2 separate regions of the Homo sapiens genome follow, and region 2 is linked to region 1. Evidence: read pairs that join two places in POLR2A ChIA-PET (ENCODE). Cell type or tissue: endothelial cell of umbilical vein. All regions are shown on one strand.

Region 1 (2,500 bases):
TTGAAGTAGCTCTCGAACATGTTGTCCATGTTGCTCCAAGCTGTCTTCTGCTGCTGCAGGAGGCTCCACTTGGTCTCTAGCATCTTGTTCTGCTGCTCCAGGAACCGTACCTTGCCTATGAAGGAGGCAAACTTGTTGCTGAGGGTCTTGATCTTCCCCTTCTTTTGGGTGCGCAGGCCTGGATGTTGGGATCCACCTCCAGATTAAGTGGGCTCAGCAGGCTCTGGTTGACTGTGACGGCAGTGATGCCTCCCATGCCGCTGGCCCCACCATAGCCTCCACCCAGGCTACCCTGGAAGCTGCTGCTGCCCACTCAGGAGGAGCTTGAGGAGCTGATGCAGGTACTGGGCCCACTCGTGTAGGAGCGGCTGCTGAAGGCCCGGGGGCCAGAGATGGACAACTTGTAGGACTTCTGGGTCACCCTGATGGACATGGTGGAGGCAGGAGTGGAGGCAGGCGGGCTGAACCAGGCAGAGATTCCAGAAGGAGTGAAGAAGCTGCTTCTTGATAGCATTCAGCTCTTATTTATTTATTTATTTATTTATTTATTTATTTGAGATGGAGTCTCTCTCCGTCGCCCAGGCTGGAGTGCAGTGGCTCAATCTCGGCTCACTGCAACCTCTACCTCCTTGGTTCATGTGATTCTCCTGCCTCAGCCTCCTGAGTAGCTGGGATTACAGGCATGCACTACCATGCCCAGCTAATTTTTGTATTTTTAGTAGAGCAGGGGTTTCACCATGCTGGCCAGAATGGTCTCAATCTCCTGACCTCGTGATCCACCTGCCTCGACCTGCCAAAGTGCTGGGATTACAGGTGTGAGCCACAGCACCCAGCTCTCAGCTCTTAATTTAATTGCATTTAAAGAAAGCAATCTGTGCAATTCACAGTAGCTGGCAGCCAGGATAACCCAGGGAAACCTCATCCTTACAAAAAAATTACAAAAAAAAAAAAAAAAGCCAGGCATGGCAGCTCATGCCTATAGTTCCAGCTACTCTGGAGGCTGAGGTGCAAGGATCGCTTGAGCCAGTGAGGTCGAGGATGCAGTGAGCTGTGATTGTGCCACTGCCTTCTAGTCTCGGCAGCAGAGCTAGACCTTATCTCAAACAAAACAAACAAAACAAAAAAAATAATAGCTGAGTAAGTGTCATAGATCACATGGAACAAAAGCTGGCTCTGGAAACATATGCAGAATTTAGCTAAGTGTGGAGTAAGGGTGAAATTGTGAGCAAAACAAGCTTCCTGAGAGATCAGAGGTGGGGAGTTATGCCAAGAAGTGAAGGGAGTGAGGTAAGGTATGCTGATGTGTGCAGAACAGGGAGGACTTTGAAAACTATGCAGAGTGGTTGGCTGACATACAGTAAAACTCATAACAAGTATGCTCATTAGCATAATTATTAAACTCTGGCTTAGTAAACCACTTAAAAAAAAAGATTTCCAATGTGGAAATACTCAATGTTTGGATATGCCTGTTCATTCTAGTTTAGGCATTTCCTTCTGACAGGTTTTTAGAGCCTCTGGTAGCTTTTCCAATCCCTGTGACTTTTTTTTTTTTTTTGCCCTGAGTTTGGAGGAGTCGGATAATGAAATTTAAACTAAAGCATGTTAGCATCACCTATACTCAAGAAGGTCCAAATACCTCAATTCTTCACAAAATAAAATGCTTTTTTAATTCAAAAAAAGAAAGTAAGTCAAAAAGAGAGAGAGAAAAAAAACACACAGCAGATAACTGAGAAAATAAGAGAGTTTATTGCCACTAAAAAAGGAACCTGGCTTCTAACATCATATTTGCCATTTCTCTATGTGACTCTAGGGAAGTACTTTTCTCTCTCAATGCCTTCTTCCCTCAGGAAAACCTTATTACTATGAGAAAGATGTTAATTTGTCTAAAGTGCTGTAATTTTTTCATGGGGATGTTAAGGAGGGAAAGGCAGGGAGAAAGAAGATGGGGAGAGATGAGTTAAGAGATGAGTTAAGGTGAAAGATGGTGGTGGCAGGCGGGGCGCAATGGCTCACGCCTGTAATCCCAGCACTTTGGGAGGCCGAGACGGGCAGATCACGAGGTCAGAAGATTAAGACCATCCTGGCTAACATGGTGAAACCCCAACTCTACTAAAAATTCAAAAAAATTAGCCAGGCGTGTGGCGGGCGCCTGTAGTCCTAGCTACTCGGGAGGCTGTGGCAGGAGAATGGCATGAACCCGGGAGGCGGAGGTTGCAGTGAGCCGAGATCGCGCCACTGCACTCCAGCCTGGGCAACAGCGCAAGACTCTGTCTCAAAAAAAAAAAAAAAAAGAAAGAAAGATGGTGGTGGCTTGCACCAAGGGATAGGCCCTGGAGATAAAGAGAAAGGAGTTAAAAATAAATGTTTGGTTTTTTTTTTTTTTTTTGGAGATGGAGTCTCGCTCTGTTGCCCAGGCTGGAGTGCAATGGCATGATCTCGGCTCACTACAACCTCCACCTCCTGGGTTCAAGCAATTCTCCTGCCTCAGCCTCCCGAGTAG
Region 2 (2,500 bases), 250 kb after region 1:
ATCTATAAGCTTTCATTTGGATCACTGAGTTTACTTTTTGTGACTACATGGACTCTTTAAAAAATAATAATTCATATTTACTTCAAATTTTTATGTTCTTAAATTGTTTTTAGTAAAAAAAAAATAGTGTCTAAAGAATTGGATCAGTGAATGCAGATGAAAGTTTGAATTTGTATTGGATGATGCTTTAAACTACAAAACAGATATAATTCTATGGTCAGAGGGATTGAACTTGAATTGTTTTTAAAAAGAAACTTGAATATTAGACAGTTTTCAATACTGTTTATAGCAATAATATCATGTAAATGTGGAAATAACTTCTTCAGTTTGTCCCAATCTCAGCACCTGGGGGTGAAGTTTTATTTTTATATCCTCTATGTTATTAAATGATAACATTTAGTAAAGTCACATTTCATTGTGACTGACAATATCTTATGAGAACAGAGCTTAACAAAACAAAGCTGAAAGAAGAGTTTTGGCTTTGCTTCATATTTCATTTCCTGTCCATAGCTTATTGTTATCAAGGATGGAGAGCCTTTTTACATTCTTTAGAACAGAGAGTTCATTTACCATTAGTAGATATTTATACCAGAGTGAGTGAACAAATGAAACTGTAGCTTTTAACAATAATGAAATAGCCCATTTAAGACAGTCTTCTCTTCAGTCACTTTTGGGGTAACTAAAGCTTGAGTTAAGATGGCTCTATTACACCAAACTATTTGACTTATTTTTTTTTGAACATTTTGACCCTCAAATATGTATCAGACCTTTCTTTTTCAATTATTTTACTTTATACTAAAGATTATCAAATTCCAGGATAAAATTTCCAACAAGGTAAGAATAAAAGTTGAAGGATTGTGGTCAATAGAAAGATCATTGGTTTGTTAGGGTTTTGCCCCTTGCTGACTTTAAAAAACCATTTACTGGATTTTGAAGTGAATTTTCCACTCACAGAAAAAGGACTTATGGAAAAATAACATTCATGTGGGAAAAAAAAAAATCAACTCACTGCTGCATCATCATCTCTACAAGGACAGGTAAGGGAAAAAGCACTTATTATTTCTCTGGCTGTAATCAAAGAGATTAAGAGAAATTTTAATGGAGCACATTTTTGTTTTAAAAAAGAGAGAAGAGGCACAGTTTGAAACCATCAAGGATTACTTCCTGTATAGAAGAAGTCAGCTGCATGCATACAATAGCGAAGAAGCTACGTTCCCTCCTGGAGCCAGACCAAGGTCAGGAATTTCAATTGTGATTCCTGACTCATGGAAAATTCTGACGCATTTTATATGTGTGAGGCTAGGTACATGCAAACCCACCAATTCATTAGCACCATCAGTGTTTTCACTCATTACTTCTTTTTTTTTTTGAAACTAAGAAAGAGCATAAGTGGAGGAATGCTAAATTTATAATACATTAGAACACAACCTCCCCTCCTGATTCCTCCCTCTTAGTTTTAAGACTTTCTCTGATATTCATGCTATTAGGGTTTGTCCCACAGTCTCAAGGTCAAATACTAGCAAGTGTTCTTAGTTGTTTCAAGCTATTTAAAACTAATTGTATTTAAGTCATTGCATATATTATTTATGGGAATGTAAACTGTTGCAATTGTTTTGAATGGCAATTTGGCAGTATCTATCGAAATATCTCCTCTGCCAAGAGACTTCCAGTTTCAGCTCTGATGTGTAAAGAGCTTGGAAGCTGTCATTTCCATCCTTACAACAAGATCAAACTGAAAAACTGAAAATTATCAACTTTTCTTGGACCCATCAGAGACGTGAGGAACAAACTCTGTTCCCATTATCCCTGCAAAATTCTGGAATCCAGAAATGAGTCCAGCTGAGATCTGCTCACTGGAAGCAGCTGCCTCCGGAGTTCACAAACTGGTAAGAACGCTTAGATGGCAATTCTGACAAATTGCTAGAGGCTGAGTGTGCATTTGCCTAGGAATGAGAAACTCTTAGGAGTCATGACCTTAGGGTTGAAACACACAAACTCTCTCTGAGCAGGAGTACTCCGGGAAGCCAAAACTGAAGAAGAGACCAAAAAAAGTACACTAGAGGAATTTGAAGCCTCTGGCACCTTAATTACCTCAGATATTAAACACAGCCCAGCACCTAGCAGATTAGCATAAAACCTCACACTAGAGATCAATATACCTCTGTCCCTATTACCCAGTATGACACATCTGGCTTTCCACACACACACAAAAAAATTGTAAGGCAAACCAAATGCAAGAAAACGCACAATCTAGAAAGATAAAGCAGCCTCAAAACCAGGCTCAGATATGACGCAGACATTGAAATCAACAGACAGGGAATTTAAAATAGCTATGATTAAAATCTGAGGGTACTAATGTAAAAAATAGATAACATGCAAGAACAGATGGGTAATTTAAGTGGAGAAATGTAAACTCTAAGAAAGAATAAAAAATACTAAAAAGAAAAAACACGAAGATAAATGAAGGATACCTTTGAGAGGCTTATTGGTAGACTGGAAA

Evidence for each region. ChIA-PET counts read pairs that join two places held together with the same protein. Peaks named below come from ENCODE experiments on the same cell type or tissue, not always from the same donor. Only the 100,000 strongest peaks of a DNase experiment are listed, where the experiment ranks them.
Region 2: POLR2A ChIA-PET joins it to region 1 with 11 read pairs; 2 of 35 experiments call an interaction of 5 or more read pairs at or near these places.

Annotation. Positions count from the first base shown.
Region 1 is chr6:134,298,264-134,300,763 of GRCh38, forward strand. The region is part of intron 1 of SGK1 (serum/glucocorticoid regulated kinase 1); the gene reads right to left. It also overlaps the pseudogene KRT8P42. Among named protein-coding and RNA genes, the nearest start is that of SGK1, 19 kb to the right of the region's middle. In endothelial cell of umbilical vein, no CTCF peak of the experiment used is centred here; a DNase peak (open chromatin) is centred at 1,178; H3K27ac peaks cover 1,149 bases.
Region 2 is chr6:134,549,571-134,552,070 of GRCh38, forward strand. No RefSeq gene overlaps it. Among named protein-coding and RNA genes, the nearest start is that of LINC03002, 11 kb to the left of the region's middle. In endothelial cell of umbilical vein, no CTCF peak of the experiment used is centred here; DNase peaks (open chromatin) are centred at 441, 1,251 and 1,811; H3K27ac peaks cover 2,317 bases.